Linked DNA regions of Homo sapiens: region 1 is linked to region 2. A link is an interaction called in ENCODE POLR2A ChIA-PET data of the cell type or tissue named here. Cell type or tissue: CD4-positive, alpha-beta T cell. All regions are shown on one strand. Links, peaks and the distances in the headings refer to the core of each region. The heading gives the core; the rest is flanking DNA.

Evidence for each region. ChIA-PET counts read pairs that join two places held together with the same protein. Peaks named below come from ENCODE experiments on the same cell type or tissue, not always from the same donor. Only the 100,000 strongest peaks of a DNase experiment are listed, where the experiment ranks them.
Region 1: POLR2A ChIA-PET joins it to region 2 with 5 read pairs; 4 of 35 experiments call an interaction of 5 or more read pairs at or near these places.

What each region holds. Positions count from the first base shown.
Region 1 is chr3:10,013,574-10,023,987 of GRCh38, forward strand. It overlaps the pseudogene CIDECP1. Among named protein-coding and RNA genes, the nearest start is that of FANCD2, 7.7 kb to the right of the region's middle. In CD4-positive, alpha-beta T cell, for the core only: no CTCF peak of the experiment used is centred there; a DNase peak (open chromatin) is centred at 4,528.
Region 2 is chr3:9,824,767-9,835,003 of GRCh38, forward strand. ARPC4-TTLL3 (ARPC4-TTLL3 readthrough) reads left to right here. Exons shown (of 12, transcript NM_001198793.1): 9 at 1,034-1,182; 10 at 2,231-2,474; 11 at 4,194-4,629; 12 at 9,915-10,237. The coding sequence ends at 10,055. It overlaps TTLL3 (tubulin tyrosine ligase like 3), which reads left to right. Exons shown (of 14, transcript NM_001387446.1): 9 at 1,034-1,182; 10 at 2,231-2,474; 11 at 4,194-4,629; 12 at 8,338-8,479; 13 at 9,915-10,141. Among named protein-coding and RNA genes, the nearest start is that of RPUSD3, 14 kb to the right of the region's middle. RefSeq lists enhancers at 584-1,084, 1,085-1,585, 2,419-2,919 and silencers at 2,553-2,622, 2,633-2,702. In CD4-positive, alpha-beta T cell, for the core only: no CTCF peak of the experiment used is centred there; a DNase peak (open chromatin) is centred at 2,650.

The sequences.
Region 1 (10,414 bases), core at 767-8,766, 190 kb after region 2:
TTGCTGCATGTGTCCACCGAAGAAAAGGAGGAATAAGATTGCTCCAACATAGTTGCACAGATGAAGACAAAAATCAGCTAGGTGGGGTGGTGAAGCCTCACTTCTTGCATTTTACTATTTACTATTTATTCTGTCTCTTTTTTTTTTTTTTTTTGAGGCAGAGTCTCGCTCTGTCGCCCAGGCTGGAGTGCAGTGGCACAATCTTGGCTCACTGCAAGCTCCGCCTCCCGAGTTCACACCATTCTCCTGCCTCAGCCTCCCGAGTAGCTGGGACTACAGGCGCCCACCACCACGCCAGGCTAATTTTTGTATTTTTAGTAGAGATGGGGTTTCACCATGTTAGCCAGGATGGTCTCGATCTCCTGACCTCGTGATCTGCCCACCTCGGCCTCCCAAAGTGCTGGGATTACAGGCGTGAGCCACCGCGCCCGGCCAATTTCTTAGTCATATTTACATCCTTCTGTGTTTCTGAAAGTACACACAAAAACAAGATGGTGTTTGCTTCTGAAGGAATCAGATGGGGTTAGATGAGTAATTATGTTTACCCTTTGGAACAGCTTAAATGTTTTACCTTGCTGATATATTTCTTCTTCACACACACATACACACACACACACACAGTTTAAAAATCTAAGCCAGATATAAAAGACTATATGATTCATAATTTTCTAAATACTTTTTTTAATTTACAAAAATAGAAATAAAAATTTTTAAGATATATCATTCTATTTACATGACATTTTAGAAAAGTCTATTTACATGACTATAAAGGGACAGATGGCAGCTTTCTGGTTTGCCAGAAATGGTGGTTACATAACTGTATAAATTTGCCAAAACTTATTGAAAGACATACTTGTAAATAATACATTTTATTGTACATAAATTATGTCAATAAACAATGTTTTCAAAATATCAGTTATTGAAATGATGTGCACAGGCCAGGCATGATGGTTCACACCTGTAATCCCAGCACTTTGGGAATCCAAGGCACTTTGAGAAGCCGAGGCGGGCAGATCTTTTGAGGCCAGAAGTTCGAGACCAGCCTGGCTAAGTGAAACCCCAACTCTACTAAAAATACAAACATTAGCCCAGCATGGTGGTGCACAGTCCCAGCTACCTGGAAGGCTGAGGCACAAGAATCTCTTGAGCCTGAGAGGCGGAGGTTGCAGTGAGCCGAGATCATGCCACTGCACTCCAGCCTGGGCAACAGAGCAAGACTCCATCTCAAATAAAATAGAATTACGTGCACAAGAGCCGGGTGTGGTGTCTCACGCCTGTAATCCCAGCACTTTCGGAGGCTGAGGCAGGTGGATCACCTGAGGTCAGGAGTTTGAGACCAGCCTGGCCAATATGGCGAAACCCCATCTCTATGAAAAATATAAAAATTACCTGGGCGTGGTGGTGGGTGCCTGTAATCCCAGCTACTTGGGAGGCTGAGGCAGAAGAATTGCTTGAACCCAGCAGGCAGAGGTTGCAGTGAGCTGAGATCGTGCCACTGCACTCCAGCCTGGGTGACAAGAGTGAGACTCTGTCTCAAAGAAAAGAAACAAAAAATTATGTACACAAATATGGACAGCACTGGCAAGAAGTGTGGCAAAAACACATGTGGTTCTCTTGTTTTGGGCTCAGACATGTGGCTGTGCCATTACAGACCCCCGGGATTTAGAATCCTCCTTCTGAAAGGCGTCCTGTGCACTCGTGAGCACCAGCCTGAACAGATGAAAAGGCTGAGCTGGAGGGGCTGGGACACAGCCCACCTTGACGACAGCTGCTCCTGGCTGTGCGGGGGGGTCTCCAGGAAAGGCCATTCTCCCACTAGGATCGCCAGGCCCTACTGAGGCTCAAGCTCCTTTGCTGTTTGGAATCTTCCCTCCCCAGCCCCCCAGCCTCATCAAAGGCTGCCTTTTCCTGTTCACTGACCACAGCTGCTTTGACTCCATTAGCCTCGAGCTCCTGGAAGAAAAGGAAGAACGTTGTTTTCCCTGGGCTCAATGCCAAGAGACCGTGGGCAGTTGCTCAAGATTCACTTGTGAAACTCCGGATCCCAGGAGGAGGGAAGCTTGGGACAAATACCGAGCCTCCCACCCCCACTCCAACTCTGTTACTGAGCACTTTACGGAAGGAGCACGTAGGCCCCGCCACAGCTTCGGCAAGGGTGGACTGGGATAGATTCTGTGCTAATACAAACATCAGGCCTCCCTGCCAGACGGCCCACCCCATGGAGCCAGCCTGACACCAGGCCAGCCTCCAGCCACAACTGCAAGAGAAGGAGAGCCCAGAATAGCAGGCCCTCTTCAGTGAGCTTCAGCAGCTTCACCCACAGGTTGCAGGGTTTGGGTCCGCTGCCAGAAATAGCTCCCAGACCATCTTTGGTAATACAGACCTTTGCCTTAGTATTTACTACATCCAAATAGGCTTTATAGTAAGAGTTGTAAAACGATTGGTTTTGTTTTATTTTTCGTTTTTTTTTTGTTTGTTTGTGTTTTTTTTTTGAGACGGAGTCTCACTCTGTCGTCCAGGCTAGAGTGCAATGGCACGATCTTGGCTCACTGCAACCTATGCCTCCCAGGTTTAAGCAATTCTCCTGCCTCAGCCTCCCAAATAGCTGGGATTACAGATGCCTACAAGCATGCCTGGTTAATTTTTTGTATTTTAGTAGAGAGAGGGTTTGGCCATGTTGGCCAGGCTGGTCTCCAGCTGCTGACCTCAGGTAATCCACCTGCCTTGGCCTCCCAAAGTGCTGGGATTACAGGCATGAGCCAGCACGCCCAGCCTAAATTCAGCCTTTCATGCTTGTCTTGAGTTGTCCAATATTGGAAAATGCCAGCTCACACTGATGAGAAGCTCCTACTCTTTGGGGCTACCTATGAGCCCACTTTGAAATCCCGAGGTTGAAAGTCCTGAACATGAAAGATAAGCTGTCTGGCAAGTTAGGATGGGCATTGACGGGGAAATGCCTTACAGCTTGAGTAGTACTTTTTCACCTAACCACTTAAATGGTTATTATAAAACGGGACACTGAGAAATTAGAAGAGTGACTTAATCCCACCTGCTCAATTGAAGCTCCTCTGATAGGTGAATTTAATTAGGAAATTGTTACTTATGGTATCAATTACATGGTCAGCTCAAGCCTCAAATTTAGCCGACTTTAGTTTCAAAATCAAATGCAATTTTTTTTTTTTTTTTGAGACAGAGTCTCGCTCTGTCGCCCAGGCTGGAGTGCAGTAGTGCGATCTCGCCTCACTGTAAGCTCCGCCTCCTGGGTTCACGCCATTCTCCTGCCTCAGCCTCTCCGAGTAGCTGGGACTACAGGCACCCGCCACCACGCCTGGCTAATTTTTTTTTTGTATTTTTAGTAGAGACAGGGTTTCACTGTGGTCTCGATCTCCCAACCTCGTGATCCGCCCGCCTGGGCCTCCCAAAGTGCTGGGATTACAGGCGTGAGCCACTGCACCCGGCCTGCAAATTTTTTTTTTTTTTTTTTTTTTATACTTTAAGTTTTAGGGTACATGTGCACAATGTGCAGGTTAGTTACCTATGTATACATGTGACATGCTGGTGCGCTGCACCCACTAACTCGTCATCTAGCACTAGGTATATCTCCCAATGCTATCCCTCCCCCCTCCCCCCACCCCTGCAATTTTGTTTTTTAAAGAGCCTGGGCTCTTGCTATTGTGCCCCGGGCTGGCCTTGAACTCCTGGTCTCAAGGGATGCTCCCACCACAGCCTGCTGAGTAGCTGGGACTGCAGGCACGTGTCACTGTGCTCAGCTTTTTTTTTTTTTCCCCCCTTTGGTAGAAAAACTATTATTTGTAATCTTATGTTATGGAGAATAGTTTGACAACAGATTCATCTCTTCCTTTAGCCCTCTCCAACCTTCCAGCTAGAACCCCACCCCAAAGAACACAGGCAAAGATACATCAGCATCAATAATTTATTGCAAACTCCCTAATATCACATGCTAGTATGCTTGCGAATTCACTCACGAATGTTCTGGGATGGGGGCCAGAAGGTAGAGAGCACCATGAAAGTACAGCCTGTGAGGCCGGACTGCTGAGGGGCAGACTTCATGCCAATGGAGGGACAGACTTCAGGACCAGTCTGGATGGGCTAAGCTACCTTGGGCAGGAAGGAGCTGGGCCAGGCCAGGAGCCTGAGGTTCTCCTTTGGCCAACCCATCCCAGGTTTCCAGCCCCTCCTCCTCACTCAGGGTCCTGTGTGGTGAGGGAGGTGTCGGGAGGTTAGCGGCTCTACAGCTGCCAGGCTTGTGGCCACTACCAGTTGAGCGTGGGGCCCCTAGTCTAGTCCTTCACTGGGGAAAGCTAGGGCTTGGGCTTTCACTGCAGTATCTTCAGACAGGTCGGGATGAGGGATGAGGCCTTGCCCTTGGGGGGATGCCCGTCCTCTGTGGCATCGAGGAGCTGCTGCAGGTAACAGGAGGTGAAGCAGCACGTGGCCCGTGGCTTGCATGCTGAAAAGGGCCCAGTGGAGAGCTTCCCTGGGTGGAATGAGAGGGCACGCAAGTCAAAACCACGAAGTAGGTTGGGCGTAGTGGCTCATGCCTGTAATCCTAACACTTTGGGAGGCCGTGGTGGGTGAGTCACCTGAGGTCAGGAGTTTGAGACCAGTGTGGCCAACATGGTAAAACCCTGTCCCTACTAAAAACACAAAAATTAGTCAGGCCTGCTGGTGGGCGCCTATAATTCCAGCTACTTGAGAGCCTGAGGCAGGAGAATCGCTTGAACCCAGGAGGCGGAGGTTGCAGTGAGCTGAGATGATGCCACTGCACTCCAGCCTGGGTGACAGAGCAAGACTCTGTCTCAAAAAAACAAAACAAAACAAACAAACAAAAAAACCACCACCATCACCAACAACAACAAAACAAAGCTGGGCTCAGTGGCTCACGCCTGTAATCCTAGCACTTTAGGAGGCTGAGGCGGGCAGATCACTTGAGGTCAGGAGTTTGAGACCAGCCTGGCCAACATGGTGAAACCCCGTCTCTACTAAAAAATACAAATAAATTAGCCAGGTGAGGTGGCACACAGCTGTAATCTCAGCTACTTGGGAAGCTGAGGCATGAGAATCGCTTGAACCCGGGAGACAGAGGTTGAAGTGAGCTGAGATTGCACCACTGCGCTCCAGCCTGGGCAACAGAGCGTCTCAAAAACAAGTAAGAATAAAACATAAGTGTACACCTCCCTACAACCCATTATTCCCATGTTGGCCTGGAAGGGATTGGTTTCATTATGTTTGTTTTCTTCATTAATAACATTTGAATACCACTGAGGTGGTAGCACTAAAAGCATTTCATCAATTCTAGAGCAATGTGCAAATAGGAACAGATGCTGCAGATGGGATCAGGATTAGGGCGAGGACCTGCAATTCCACCTTAACTGAGATGCCCGGAACCTCCCTACTTTCTCATGCAAAACCCCAGCTCATTTCATATGGCTTTCTATTTTTCTACTACTACTTTGGTCCAGCCAGATTAATCTCCATAATGTGGCTCTGCCCTTGAGACACTCTGTTCTAGACTCTGAGGCCTTTCTAAGTCACCTGCAGTCTAGCTCATGTTCAGAGTGCTGGACATGAAGACATCCATGCCTGGCATGAGCATGTACTGAGAACTGAACCTGAATCAGGCAGGCCTAAGTCCTAATCCAGTCTTATTAGCTGGGTGAACTTCAGCAAACTGCTCTAGTTTTGAGCTTCAGCTCCCTCATGGGTAAAATGGGATTGCACCTGCCACCCAGGGTCATAAGGCTGAAATAGCATAAAGCAATTAACGTGGGGTTGGATATTTGAAAAGTAGGGGAAATGGGGAAGCGGGGGCAGGTTCAAGAGCAGCTGGTTGAATGCTAGACAACTTTGGCTAGGTGCACTGGCTCAGGCCTATAATTCCAGCATTTTGGGAGGCCGAGGAGGATGGCTTGAGGCCAGGAGTTTGAGACCAGCCTGGTCTAGTGAGACCTTGTCTCTACAAAAGTATTAAAGAACTAGCCAAGCATGGTAGCACACACTTGTGCTACTCAGGAGGATCACTTGAGCCTACGAGGTTAAGGCTGCAGTGAGCCATGATTGCACCACTGCACTGTAGCCTAGATGACAGAGTGAGACGCTGTCTCTAAAAAAATATAAAGAATGCTAGATAATTTTAATCAAATTCTTACCAAATCTGTTTGAAAGGGGAATGTGAGGGTCACTCGAGGTGTCTAGTCCTAAGTGAGATAGGGGAGTGGAAAATAAAAGGCAAAGAAATGTTACCTGGCTGTTGTTCAAACTTTAGTCTTTTATTAACATTCATTCAATAAGTGAATTTATGGTCTGACTGGGGTGTGGGTGGCAGAAAGACTTAGAACTATTCACATCTACACAAGAGAATACTTTATATTTTCAAGGTTATAACTTAGAAGTATACCCACTTCTCAAATTAAGGAACTGAGGCTGACAACCTAGCTGACCAGCCTTAAAAAGGAATGAAATTCTGAGGTCGGCCAGGCGTGGTGGCTCAGGCCTGTAATCCCAGCACTTTGGGAGGCCGAGGCGGGCGGATCACGAGGTCAGGAGATCGAGACCATCCTGGCCAAAACGGTGAAACCCTGTCTCTACTAAAAATACAAAAATTAGCCGGGCGTGGTGGCACGTGCCTGTAATCCCAGCTACTCGGGAGGCTGAGGCAGGAGAATCGCTTGAACCCGGGAGTCAGAGGTTGCAGTGAGCTGAGATCGTGCCATTGCACTCCAGCCTGGCGACAGAATGAGACTCTGTCTCAAAAAAAAAAAAAAAAAAGAAAAAAAGAAAGAAATTCTGAGGCCGGGCACGGTGGCTCACGCCTGTAATACCAGCACTTTGGGAGGCTGAGGTGGGCAGATCACAAGGTCAGGAGTTCAAGACCAACCTGGCCAGGATGGTGAAACCGTGTCTCTACTCAAAAAATACAAAAAAATTAGCCGGGCATGGTGGCGGGCTGCTCGGGAGGCTGAGGCTGCTTGAACCTGGAAGGCAGAGGTTGTAGTGAGCTGAGATCGCGCCACTGCACTCCAGCCTGGGTGACAGAGTGAGACTCCATCTCAAAAAAAAAAAAGGAATGAAATTCTGATCCATACTGCAATATGAACGACCCTTGAAAATCCGAAGTCAAGGAAGCTAGAAATGAAGAACGAGTATTGACTGACTCCAGTTCCATATGGTACTAGAATTGGCAAACATAGAAAGTGGAGTGGAGGCTACCAGTGTCTGGAGGAGGAATGGAGACTTAGTGCTTCAGGGGGACAGAGTTTCTGGTTAAGATGATGCAAGAGGTCTAGAAATGGATGGTGGTGATGGCTGGGCAACATTGTGAACGTACTTAATGGCACTGAATTGTACACTTAAAATGGTCCAAACAATAGATTTTATGCTATACATATTTACTATAATTAAAAAAAACCTAGTGATACCACTAAGTCACTAAACTGATTCCAGTCACCAGACTGTGTTTAGGTCGAAGTGTCCCACCTCCCCTAACTGGACTGAGTTTAAGGTCTGAGACCTTTTCTTTTTCTGAGACAGAGTCTTATTCTGTCGCCCAGGCTGGAGTACAATGGTGTGATCTCGGCTCACTGCAACCTTCACATTCCAGTTTCCAGTGATTCTCCTGCCTCAGCCTCCTGAGTAGCTGGGATTACAGCAGTGTGTCACCACGCCCGGCTAATTTTTGTATTTTTAGTAAAGACGGGGGTTTCACCTTGTTGCCCAGGCTGGTCTCGAACTCCTGACCTCAGGTGATTCACCTCCCTCGGCCTCCCAAAGTGCTAGGATTACAGGTGTGAGCCACTGCCCCCAGCTGGTCTGAAACTTCTTGTTCATAATTTTGAAATAATGCAGACTACTGGTGGTAGGTAGTCTGAGGTCAAGAGGTGGCATGAGATGGTAGTATCCTGGAAGAAGTAGCCGAGGAGGAAAATGGAACTCTCAGCCACAGAACCAGGCTCAAGCCTGCCACCCACTGTTGTCTCTGGCAAGCAGACCCACACAGCCTCAGTTTCCTCAACTGCAGATTGGGTCTGCAGGAGATCAACTAAGAAAGCAAGAAGGTCTGATATGTTCTAGCTACATGTGATCTGGTAGAACTCTTGGGATCCTGAGCAGGATTTCTCAGAAGCCCCATGTGAATAGAGATCGCCTGTGTCTTCATTTATTCTACAATCATTTAAATAACTACTATGTGTCAGCATTCACCAAGGTGCTGAAGGCCACAAAAATTCCTGCCCTCAGGGAACTTGTTCTATCTGGTATTTTGTTCATCTCTGAATCTGTAGTTACAGCATAGGGCCAGGCACACAGTGGGCACTCAGGAAACACTGAATGAAGGAACTGGAGAAGAATAGACTATCGGAAAGATGGACTAGCAGCCATGCTCTGCTGCTTGCAAGTTTTGCGGCTTTGGACTGATTCAATCACTTCAGCCTCAGTGGCTACATCCACCCAATGGGGAAGGATGCCCCAGGGCGCCACTGGAGCGGCAGAATTTGGGAAACATCACCATAACGGCATGCAGCTTCTAACCTCACATATTCTCATGCTTCCTGAGACACTTGGTTAGGCTTTCAAAATAAGTTTTAAGAAAAGTTCATTATATAGTACAAATGACTCTGGTCCATAAGACTTGCAAACTAATTCTGTCCTATGGAGGGAAGATTATTTCATCCCTCCCATCCCCATGGGAGAAAAAACCCAATTTTGTATGTATACATTTATCTCTTTTTTTCTTCTTTTTAGAGACAAGGCCTCATGCTGTTGCCCAGGCTGGAGTACACAATGGTATGGTCATATCTCACTGCAGCCTCAAACTCCTGGGCTCAGGCAATCCTCCCACCTAGCTGGGATTATAGGCACATACTACCACTGCTCCCAGCGTGCATGCCTCTCACTATGTTGCTCAGGCTGGTCTCAAACTGTGTGTGTGTGTGTGTGTGTGTGTGTGTGTATGTGTGTGTGTGTGTGTCTCTCTCTATGTTGCCCAGGGGTGTGTGTGTGTGTGTGTGTGCGCATGTGTCTCTCTCTCTCACTGTGTTGCCCAGGCTGGTCTCAAACTCCTGGGCTCAAGAGATCCTCCTGCCGTGTGTGTGTGTAAGTGTGTGTGTCTCTCTCTCTCTCTCTCACTATTGCCGAGGCTGGTCTCAAGCTCCTGGGCTCAAGAGATCCTCCTGCCTTGAACTCCCAAAGTGCTGGGATTCCAGGTGAGAGCTACTGCACCCAGCCTATCTCATCATTCTTACTGGACCTATATATGTGTGGGATTTTGAATTCTCCTTTGAACTGATTGTAACTTCTTGCTAGTTCTCTCATTAATTAATGAATTCAATGAAATCTTTGACACATACTTTTTTTTTTTTTTTTTGGTAAGACACTTGCTGTTTTGCCCAGGCTGGAGTGCAGTGACACAATCTCGCCTCACTGTCACCTCCACCTCCTGGGTTCAAACGATTCTCCTGCTTCAGGCTCCTGAGTAGTTGGGATTACAGGCATGCACTGCCATGTCCAGCTAATTTTTGTAGAGATTGGGTTTTGCCATGTTGGCCAGGCTGGTCTCAAACTCCTGACCTCAAGTGATCCACCCACCTTGGCCTCCCAAAGTGCTGGGATTAGAGGCGTGAGCCACTATGCCTGGCCAACACATGTTCATTTTTAAAAAACTGACTAGAAGACTACTTAGGAAAACTTCCTATTTCAATGAAAAAATGTAGTTGCTAGAGTGGAAAGTAGTCATAAAAATAAAATGCATCCAGGTTCCACCAGGAGGAACATGTGCACCCCTGGGCACACGCCAGTGTTGTCCACAGCACTTCGAGAGCCCATCAGGCTCCGTGTTGTCTGATACAGGCTATGCTTTGTCAGCACCAAAGCCAGACCCAGGTGCTGAGAAGGCTGAGTCCATGTGAACAGACAGGGGCTCTCCCATTGCCCGTACCCACCTTGTCCCCAGGAAACCCCAATTTGCTCACTTCATGATGCGTTTGGCCCCACAGCAGTGCAGATCATAGGAAAGGGAGTACGTATCATAAAAAGTCGCCTTCATGTTCAGGCAGCCAATGAAGTCCTGTGGGTTCAGCTTGTACAGGTCAAAGGTTACACGGGCCACATCAATCTTCTTGGCAGGCTTATGGGAGAGGGACTGTGGGTGCCTCGTCCCCTGCATCGAGACAACCAGATGGTTAGCACCCCTAAAGACTCTCTACTTACGCTTATGATAGGCTTATGACTACTGCATTCCAGCCTATTAGTCACCGCAGTGTTAGATAGTGGCGATGATTGCACAACTTTGTGAATATACTAAAAAACCCTGAATTGTAAACTTTTAGAGGAAGGAAACCATACCACAATTAAAAGGTAAATGTAACTTACATTATATTTTATTGGACAATATTTTTCT
Region 2 (10,237 bases), core at 2,238-10,237:
ATCTTGCTCTGTCGCCCAGGCTGGAGTGCAGTGGTACGATCTCGGCTCACTGCAACCTCCGCCTCCCTGGTTCAAGTGATTGTCCTGCCTCAGTCTCCCAAGTAGCTGGGATTACAGGCACCTGCCACCATGCCTGGCTAATTTTTGTATTTTTAGTAGAAACAAGGTTTTGCCATGTTGGCCAGGCTGTTCTCGAACTCCTGACCTCAGGTGATCCGCCTGCCTCCGCCTCCCAAAGTGCTGGGATTACAGGCAGGAGCCACCGTGCCTGGCCCAGTTTACATTTCTCTAAAATGGGACCAGAGCTGGGTGTGGTAGCTCATGCCTGCAATCCCAGCATTTTGGGAGGCTGAACAGGAGGATGGCCTGAGGCCAGGAGTTCAAGACTAGCCTGGGTAACATAATAAGACCCATCTCTGCAAAAAATAAAAATTAGCTTGGGTGTGGTGGCGTATGCCTGTAATTCCAACTACTTGGGAGGCTGAAACTTGGACCTAGGAGTTCCTGGCTGCACTGAGCCGTGATTTCACCACTGCACTTCAGCCTGGGTGACAGACCAAGACCCTGTCTCAAAAAAAAAAAAAAAAAGTCGGGGGGTAGGGGGTGGGTACTAGTAATACTTCCCTGGCAGGGCCTTGAGGGCATTCGTGAAAATATATGGAAAGCCCTTGTCACAATGCCTGGCACATAGTGGTGCTTTATCATTAGGAACTGGAATGATTAAATTCTGTCAAAGACAGTTTTAATGTAATAGGAAGGGGGTGGCACAGGTGGAGTGTTGGAGTAGGGGGTGGTTTGCAGTTAATGGAATTTTATCAGCCTTTCCCATTTGTGTAGTCTGGGCAGGTTAGGATTTCCGGGGTGGCTTGAAGGTGGGGCCGGAGGCTTGGGAGGGACCTATGGATATCTGCAGGGAGGGCGTGACCAAGGCTGCCTGGATGACGGCGGGGGATGGTGGAATATATCTCCCCCTGCCCTCTCCACCTGCATGTCCCAGGTCCAGCCCTGCCCAAGTTCTATCATTTCCCCACAGCGAAGGGGCAGAACTCAGGCACCTCGACACTCAGGTCCAGCGCTGTGAGGACATCCTGCAGCAGCTGCAGGCCGTGGTACCCCAGATAGACATGGAAGGGGATCGCAACATCTGGATCGTGAAGCCAGGAGCCAAGTCCCGCGGACGAGGTGGGGGTCAGCTCCTGCTTCCTGCACTGGCACCTCACCACCTGCATCTACCAGTAGAGGCCAAGGAAGTTAATAGTGCAGGTCTATTGAAGCCAAATTGCCTGGGTTTGAGTCCTAGCTCTGCTACTAATGTGCTTCGTGACCTTGAGCAGGTTTTAGCGCCTCCCTGAACCTCAGTTCCCTCATCTGTGACATGAGGAGGATGATAATACCTCCTGTGAGGTGAGGATTAAATGCAGTCATGCAGCTAAAGCACTATTCCAAATCCTCAACGTGCTTCAATTTATGCAATCCTGGGAAACGGAGGCACGTGTAGGCTTTCACATGATCCAGAAGGATATCCATAAGGTCCTGGAAGCAGCAGTTGGCTGCCTCTAGACAAGGAGATACATTTTTTATTGTATGCCCTTTCGTACTGCCTAATTTTTGTTTTGTTTTATAGTCTATTTATTATTGGTAGGAACGTAATAGGTGCACATACTTTAAAAAAGCCCCCAACACTGGCCAGGTACAGTGGCTCATGCTTGTAATCCCAGCAGTCTGGGAGGCCGAGGCGGGTGGATCACTTGAGGTCAGGAGTTGGAGACCAGCCTGGCCAACATGGTGAAACCCTGTCTCTACTAAAAATACAAAAATTGGCCACGTGTGGTGGCAGGCACCCATAATCCCAGCTACTCGGGAGGCTGAGGCAGGAGAATCACTTGAACCCGGGAGGCGGAGGTTGCAGTGAGCTGAGCTCGTGCCACTGCACTCCAGCCTAGGTGACAGGGCTGTCTCAAAAAAAAAAAAAAAAAAAAAAAGTCCAGCACTTTAAATTTGTATCCATGTATGTATTCCTGTTTAATCAAACAAAACTGGTTAATTAGGAAAAATTTAAAATCCTTAGCAAATTCCTGGCTTTCCCAAAGGGAACTGGGTTCTGATTGAGGGAGACAGCCTTACCCACTCAGCCCTATCAGCTCCGAGGGGACAAGAGCTCATGACAAGCTGGCCCTTCTCCTGGCCCACGCCTGACCTTCCAATCCCTGACTGCCCTCTTCCCCCGTAGGCATCATGTGCATGGACCACCTGGAGGAGATGCTGAAGCTGGTGAACGGCAACCCCGTGGTGATGAAGGACGGCAAGTGGGTGGTGCAGAAGTATATTGAGCGGCCCCTCCTCATCTTTGGCACCAAGTTTGACCTCAGACAGTGGTTCCTGGTAACTGACTGGAACCCACTTACCGTGTGGTTCTACCGCGACAGCTATATCCGCTTTTCCACGCAGCCCTTCTCCCTGAAGAACCTGGACAAGTGAGCCCCTCTGCTCGCCTCCCACGAGCTCCCTGCCTAGTTGGGGAGCTGGCAAGCAAACAGGCGATTACAGTGCAGGGGACTCGCGCAGCAGCGCTAGGCTCCACACACAGACTGCAGGCAGGCAGGCCCTCATCCTGCCAGCTGTCCTTGCATCCAACAGATTTTTTTTTAACAGACAGGGGGCGGTCTCACTCTGTTACCTAGGCTGGAGTGCAGTGGCATGGTCACGGCTCACTGTAGCCTTGACTTCCTGTGCTCAAGCAATCCTTCCTCCTCAGCCTCCCAAGTGTCTGAGACCACAGGCATGTACCACAGCTGATTTTTAAGTTTTTTAATGTAGACATGGGGTCTCACTATGTTGCCCAGGTTGGTCTCAAACTCCTGGGCTCAAGCGATCATCCCACCTTGGCTTCCCAAAGTGCTGGGATTACACTATGCCTGGCCCCTCCAACAGATTTGACCGAGTGTGTACCTTGTGCCATGCACTGTTCTGGGCACTTGGGGTATAGCAGTGAACAAAACAAGATCCCAGCTCTCAAGGGCTTACATTCTAGCAGGGAGAAACAGGCAAGCAAGAACACAAGTGAAATTATCTAACAGGTTAAAAGATTATTTGGGCCAGGCGCAGTGGCTCATGCCTGTAATCCAAGCACTTTGGGAGGCCGAGGTGGGTGGATCACCTGAGGTCAGGAGTTCGAGACCAGCCTGACCAATATAGCGAAACCCCGTCTCTACTAAAAATATAAAAATTAGCCGGGCGTGTTGGCGGGCGCCAGTAGTCCCAGCTACTCGGGAGGCCGTGACAGGAGAATTGCTTGAACCTGGGAGGTGGAGGTTGCAGTGAACTGAGATCGTGCCATTGCACTCCAGCCTGGGTGACAGATCAAGGATCTGTCTCAAAAAAAAAAAAAAAAAAAAAGATTATATTTGTCGTTGGGGGAAAAAGGGAAGCAAATGTAGAGCAGGGGAAAGGAGGTCAGGAGTTTTGAAAACTAAGATGTCGTGTTAACTTCTAGGGTGAGAGAAAGCCTTGTTAAAGCCTGAATTCCAATTCTGTCTCTGCAGCTTCCAAGTTGTTTGAATCTGGTCATGTGAAAACCTATTTAAGCCTTGGTTTCCACATCTGAAGAATGGAGGCAGTAGTATGAAATTCATAGCTATCAATTATTGAGTGCTTCATATGTGATAGTGCTGAGCACTTTGTATACATGATCTCATTCTTAATAAGAACCCAGTGCATACTTCTTGTTCACCAGGTCTGAAGAAAAATATAAAAAACAGTGAAGTGGGTACTGTTACTACCCCCATTTTGCAGATGTGAAGAGCACACAGGTTAGATGACTTCCCTAAGGTCTCACAACTAGTGTGGAGATGGCGCTTGAACACGTCCTGGCGATGACGGGGCCATACCCTTACCCACCCTCTTATCTTCCAGACACTGGGATGGTTAACTGAGACTATGCACAAAGCACTTACTACTGCGGCCCCCGTAACTAGCGCCCTCAGAGCAGCCCTGAGAGATAAGAGTGGTTCTGGCCCTAGAAGAATGTGGTGGGGCCCAGGCCTCTGTCCTTTTTGTCCTTCCCAGTAGGGCCCCATCTCAAGTTGAATAGTGCAGGGTGGCCCAGGGCTGCTTCCAGGACTTGCCTGTCCTCCCTGAGTTTGGATGGGAGAGACACAAGGGCCTGGACCTCAGTTTTCTGTTCTCTGCCCCAGCTCAGTGCACCTGTGCAACAACTCCATCCAGAAGCACCTGGAGAACTCATGCCATCGGCATCCACTGCTTCCGCCAGACAACATGTGGTCTAGCCAGAGGTTCCAGGCCCACCTGCAGGAGATGGGTGCCCCAAATGCTTGGTCCACCATCATCGTGCCTGGCATGAAGGATGCTGTGATCCACGCACTTCAGACCTCCCAGGACACCGTGCAGTGTCGGAAGGCCAGCTTTGAGCTCTATGGCGCTGACTTCGTGTTCGGGGAGGACTTCCAGCCCTGGCTGATTGAGATCAACGCCAGCCCCACGATGGCACCCTCCACAGCAGTCACTGCCCGGCTCTGTGCTGGCGTGCAAGCTGACACCCTGCGCGTGGTCATTGACCGGATGCTGGACCGCAACTGTGACACAGGAGCCTTTGAGCTCATCTATAAGCAGGTGAGGAGGTTGGGCCCAGGCAGGACCCCAGAGAGTCTGCACCCTCTTCCAGGCAGCCCTGCAGTGGAGCATAGGACTCTGCAGTCAGACCCAGTTTAAGACCCAGATTCAAGTCCTGGTCCTGCTAAGGTGACCTCACTTCCTTGAGCCTCAGTTTCCTGATCTTTGAAATGGGGATATTATTACCATCTTTCTCATGGGAATGGGAGAATAAAATGAATTCATGTATGAGGATAATATTTCTAGAGAGGCATATAGCATAGCCATAAGAGCAGAGATTCTGGAATCTCCTTGGGTTCAAATTCCTGTTCAGTGACAACAAGCTATGTGACTTTGGACAAGTTCCTAACCCCTAGGTCTCCTTGTCCGTAAGAATAAAAATAGTACCTAACTCACAAAGTTAGGTACTATGAGTTGTGAGAATTAAATGAGTTGATAAGTAAAGTACTTCATTTATTTATTTTTGAGACAGAGTCTCGCTCTGTTGCCCAGGCTGGAGTGCAGTGGCATGATCTTGGCTCACTGCAACCTCTACCTCCTGGGTTCAAGCGATTCTCCTGCCTCAGCCTCCCAAGTAGTTGGGATTACAGGTGCCTACCACCACGCCTGGCTAATTTTTGTATTTTTAGTAGATACAGGGTTTTGCCATGTTGGCCAGGCTGGTCTCGAGCTCCTGACCTCAGGTGATCCGCCCACCTCGGCCTCCCAAAGTGCTGGGATTACAGGCAGAAGCCACCGTGCCCAGCCAGTAAAGTACTTTAGAATAGTGCCTGGCACGTAGTAAATGCTACTAAGTTTTAGCTAATGTTATTATTACCTAATAAGGTTAGGAGTTTCATCATGTATAACCTGTAAAGTGCCTGAATGTATAGTAATAGGCAATTACTGGTAGCTACTATTATTAGTAGTATTATAATTATTTCACTCGTCTTGCTCCAAAAAGAGATTGGAGTCTACTTGTAAAATAGAACAGCATTTTAAAAAATCAGTCAGAAAATTGATTGCAAGGCTTTCTGAGTTCTGGATAGAATTTCTTGTGGCAGTTTAAGTGGCTTCTGATTAGCCTCCGGTTTCTGTCAAGGTTTGGTTACAGGAAGAGAACGTACTGATCACATGACCTAAGTGACCTCGCCTTTGTTACAGTTGTTATTGATCATTTCTTAAATTAATATATTGGCGTTTTGGTTTCAAAAAATGTAAACGGGGAAATACATGGGCAGGAAAATATGAGCAAGCTGAGGGAAAAGGTGCCATTGTAGTGCAGTGCTCCCAATGCCAGTGCCCAGGCCAGAAGCATCTGAAAGCTTCTAAAGGTATGGATGTGAGGAGGCTCCACCCCCAGAGATTGACCCAAAATGTCTAGCTTGGGGAGGAGACTATGTATATCTGCATTTTTCAAATGCCCCCCAAATATCTTTTTTTTTTGAGACGGGGTCTTGCTCTGTTGCCTAGGCTGGAGTGCAGTGGCACCATCTCGGCTCACTGCAAGCTGCGCCTCCCGGGTTCAAGCGCTTTTCCTGCCTCCGCCCCCTGAGTAGCTGGGACTACAGGTGCCTGCCACCATGCCCGGCTAATTTTTTGTATTTTAGTAGAGATGGGGTTTCACCATGTTAGCCAGGATGGTCTCGATCTCCTGACCTCGTGATTTGCCCGCCTCGGCCTCCCAAAATGCTAGGATTACTGGCATGAGCCACCGCGCCAAGCCCTCTAAATGTCTTTTATTGCTGATTTGTTCTTGTTTTTGTTTTTAGGCCAGCACATAGTAAAGGCTTATACCTTGCACTGTTTTTTTTTGTCTCTTTTCATCTAGGCCAGCCCCAGTGCCTTTTGACCCCATAGTTTTGATCTTTTGAGGGGCCAGGCGGGTTGTTTTGTAGAACTGTCCCACATTCTGGATTTATCTGATTGTTTCCTTATGGTGTGATTTACCTTGGTCTTCTGTTAGCTGATTGTCTCAGGAACTAGAAGTTAGGTCAAATAGTTTGATGAGGTTAAACATTTTTCCCAAGAGCACTTCAGAGGTGATGCCGCGTACCTCATGTGGCATCACAAGGCACATCCTGTGAGAGTGTCTCACAGTTAGTGCTGCTGAGTTTGACTGTGGGTTACAGTGGTGGCTACCAGATTCTCTCCATTATAAGCTACATCTCCCCTTTGCAATTAATTTTTCTGTAAGGTGCTGTGTTGGCTCTGTCCAGATTACACATTTTCCTGTCATCCTTTCATCTAATTGTTTTGATACCAGTTTTGATTATTGCCTATTTTATTAGAGTTGCAAAATGGCAAATGTCTAATTCTGTTGTTCCTTCTGCATTTATTAGCTGAGATTCTTCTGTAAAGATGAACTTTCCCTCATCATCTGGGGCTACTTGGGAGTGCTGATAGCTACATTTTTATTTGATTTTTTTTTTTTTTTTTTTTTAGACAGAGTCTCACTCTGCCACCCAGGCTGGAGTGCAGTGGTGCTAGCTCGGCTCACTGCAACCTCCGCCTCCCGGATTCAAGTGATTCTCCTCAGATCCCGAGTAGCTGGGATTACAGGCGCCCACCATGGCCGGCTAATTTTTGTGTTTTTAGTAGAGATGGGGTTTCGCCATGTTGGCCAGGCTGGTCTCCAATTCCTGACCTCAGCTGATCCGCCTGTCTTGGCCTCCCAGAGAGCCACCGCGCCCGGCAATAGCTGCATTTTTTTTTTTTTTTTTTTTTTGAGACGGAGTTTCGCTCTTTTCACCCAGGCTGGAGTACAATGGTGCGATCTCGGCTCACTGCAACTTCTGTCTCCTGGGTTCAAGCAATTCTCCTGCCTCGACCTCCCGAGTAGCTGGGATTACAGGTGCCTGCCACCATGACCTGCTAATTTTTTTGTATTTTTAGTAGAGACAGGGTTTGGTTATGTTGGCCAGGCTGATCTCGAACTCTTGACCTCAAGTGATCTGCCAACCTTAGCCTCCCAAAGCTCTGGGATTACAGGTGTGACCACCATGCCCGGCCAATAGCTGTATTTTTAACAAGCTCCAAGTAATTCTGATGTTTAGATAGATTCTGATCAGGATCCTTCAGTGGCACAGAAGATACCTCCAACTGGCTCCAGGTTGCTAGCAAGGCACAGGGAGCTCTCCTGGAGCCCAGCTGAGGGCAGGACATACAGCTTGGCCTGATAGGAACTGAGAGTTGTAAGGGAGTCCCTCTCCTGGACCCTTCTCTCTGCCTTCCTCTGCATATTCGTTACTTCATTCTCTCCACAGACTGTCTTCTTTAAGGTTCTTAGTTTCTGCTACCCCATAACCTGGATTCACACGAGGCTCTAGGCAGGCTCCAAACCTCTTACTTGTCTGGGTGGCGTAACTCAAATTCTCTGTGCAGAGAATCTGATTGGCTCAGCTCAGGAAGCTGTCCACCAGCAGTGGCCTGTGCAGTGGAGCCACACGCATTCCAGCAGGGGCTGGGGGCAGCTTAGGAGGGAAATGTGGCTGAGGGGTGCTGGTGGGACATGGCTAGGATTCCCCCTTCCTCTGGGCTAGCAATTCCTGGAGCTCTGTGACTCTAGGTACTGACTCAGAGGTGGGCTTTCCATTTCTCAGCTCAGAAACGCCTCTTTGACCAGGTGCCTCAGAAAGTAATTCCACCCATCTCTACTCTGGGTCCCGCTGGGCCAAGGATTCCAGTACCACTGACTGAGTGGGCCTTGTCTCCTCTTCTTGCCCACAGCCTGCTGTGGAGGTGCCTCAATATGTGGGCATCCGGCTCCTGGTAGAGGGCTTCACCATCAAGAAGCCCATGGCGATGTGTCATCGGCGGATGGGGGTCCGCCCAGCAGTCCCTCTGCTGACCCAGCGAGGCTCTGGGGAAGGCAAGGACTCGGGGACCCCTACCCACAGGTCAGCTTCTAGGAAAGGCACTGGGGCCAGGAGCCTGGGGCACAGTGAGAAGCCAGTCTCCACTGCCACCACTTCAGCCCCCGGAAAGGGGAAGAAAGGCAAGGCGAAAAGGGCCACAGCCCTGGTCTGCCCCAATCTCTGGGAGTGGGATGCCCCCAGCACCAGGATGGGCTGCATTTTCACCATGACCTTTTCTAGTGGGGACAGGCAACCCCACCACTTGAACAGATTGCCACTGAGTCCGAAGAACCCCCGGGCCCTGGGTAAGACCATTCCCCCAAAACACCCGAGTGTTCCAAGGCGATTTATTCCTGCTCTCCAGGCCCCTCCCAACCACCTGGATCAGCCACCCCACCAAAGAGCCACCAGTAGCAAGTAAAAGCCACTACTCACAAAGTATTGTTTAAAAATACACAGCCAAATTAGCTGGGCACGGTGGTGTGAGCCTGTGGTCCAGGCTACTCGCGAGGCTAATGAGGATCGCTTGAGCCCGGGAGGTTAAGGCTGCAGTGAGTTATGATCGCACCTCTGCACTCCAGCCTGGGAGACAGAGCGAGATGCTGTCTTAAAAACAAAGACACAAAAAAAGCACTTTGGGAGGCCGAGGCGGGCAGATCACTTGAGGTCAGGAGTTCGAGACCAGCCTGGCCAACATGGTGAAACCCCATCTGTACTAAAAAATACAAAAATTAGCCGAGTGTAGGGGCAGGTGCCTATAATCCCAGCTACTTGGGAGACTGAGGCACGAGAATCGCTTGAACCCAGGAAGCGGAGGTTGCAGTGAGCCGAGATTGCACCATTGCACTCCAGCCTGGGCAACAAGAGCAAAACTCTGTCTCAAAAAAAAAAAAAAAAAAAAAACCCAGCCAAATGAGTATTGTCTCCTCCAAAGTAGTCACTCTGCCTCACAGAGTGACTTATTTCAAAGATGACCTGATTTCAAAGATGCCAGGACTTAAGCCCAGGTTGCTCTCTCCAGCGCCCACGCTTTTCCCACTGCAGTATTCTGCCTTTGCCTTCAAGCAGTCACCTCTCGGGGAAAGAACTAACACATGTCCAGCACTTAACAGTTTGCCCCATACCGCTACCTGCCCAGCTCCTTTAGTGTTTACACCAACCTAGCAAGGTAGGTGCTATTATCCCCATTTTCCAGCCGAGGTATCAGGAAGTTTAAGGAAGTTGCCCAAGGTTGCACAGCTCAGAAGGGGCACAGCTGGGATGCAGACCCAGGTCTGTTGGACTCTACCCTGTTTTCTTCTCACTGCCTCTGGAGGAGGAACCGGGAGGGCTCCGTCGGCCTTCACCCCATTCCCTCCATATCCCCCCATCCTCCACACGTACCTGTTAGGGCAGCTAGGCCACCTTGGGCCCCACCCCAGGGCCTCACAGCTTCTCTTGCTCCCACAGCCCGTCACCACTTCCCCAGCCTCCACACCAAGGCCCAGCTGCCTTCTCCCCATGTACTCCGACACCAGGGCCAGGTCCTCAGACGACAGCACAGCAAGCTGGTGGGCACTAAGGCCCTGTCGACCACAGGCAAGGCCTTGAGGACTCTACCCACGGCTAAGGTCTTCATTTCCCTCCCACCGAACCTTGATTTCAAGGTGGCACCCAGCATCCTGAAGCCAAGAAAGGTGGGCCTCGACCTGTGACTCACACCCAGTGGACAGTGCTGAGCACGGGGTCAGGGCTGGAGGGCACAGGCAGAGGGCAGCTCCCAGGCTGGCTGG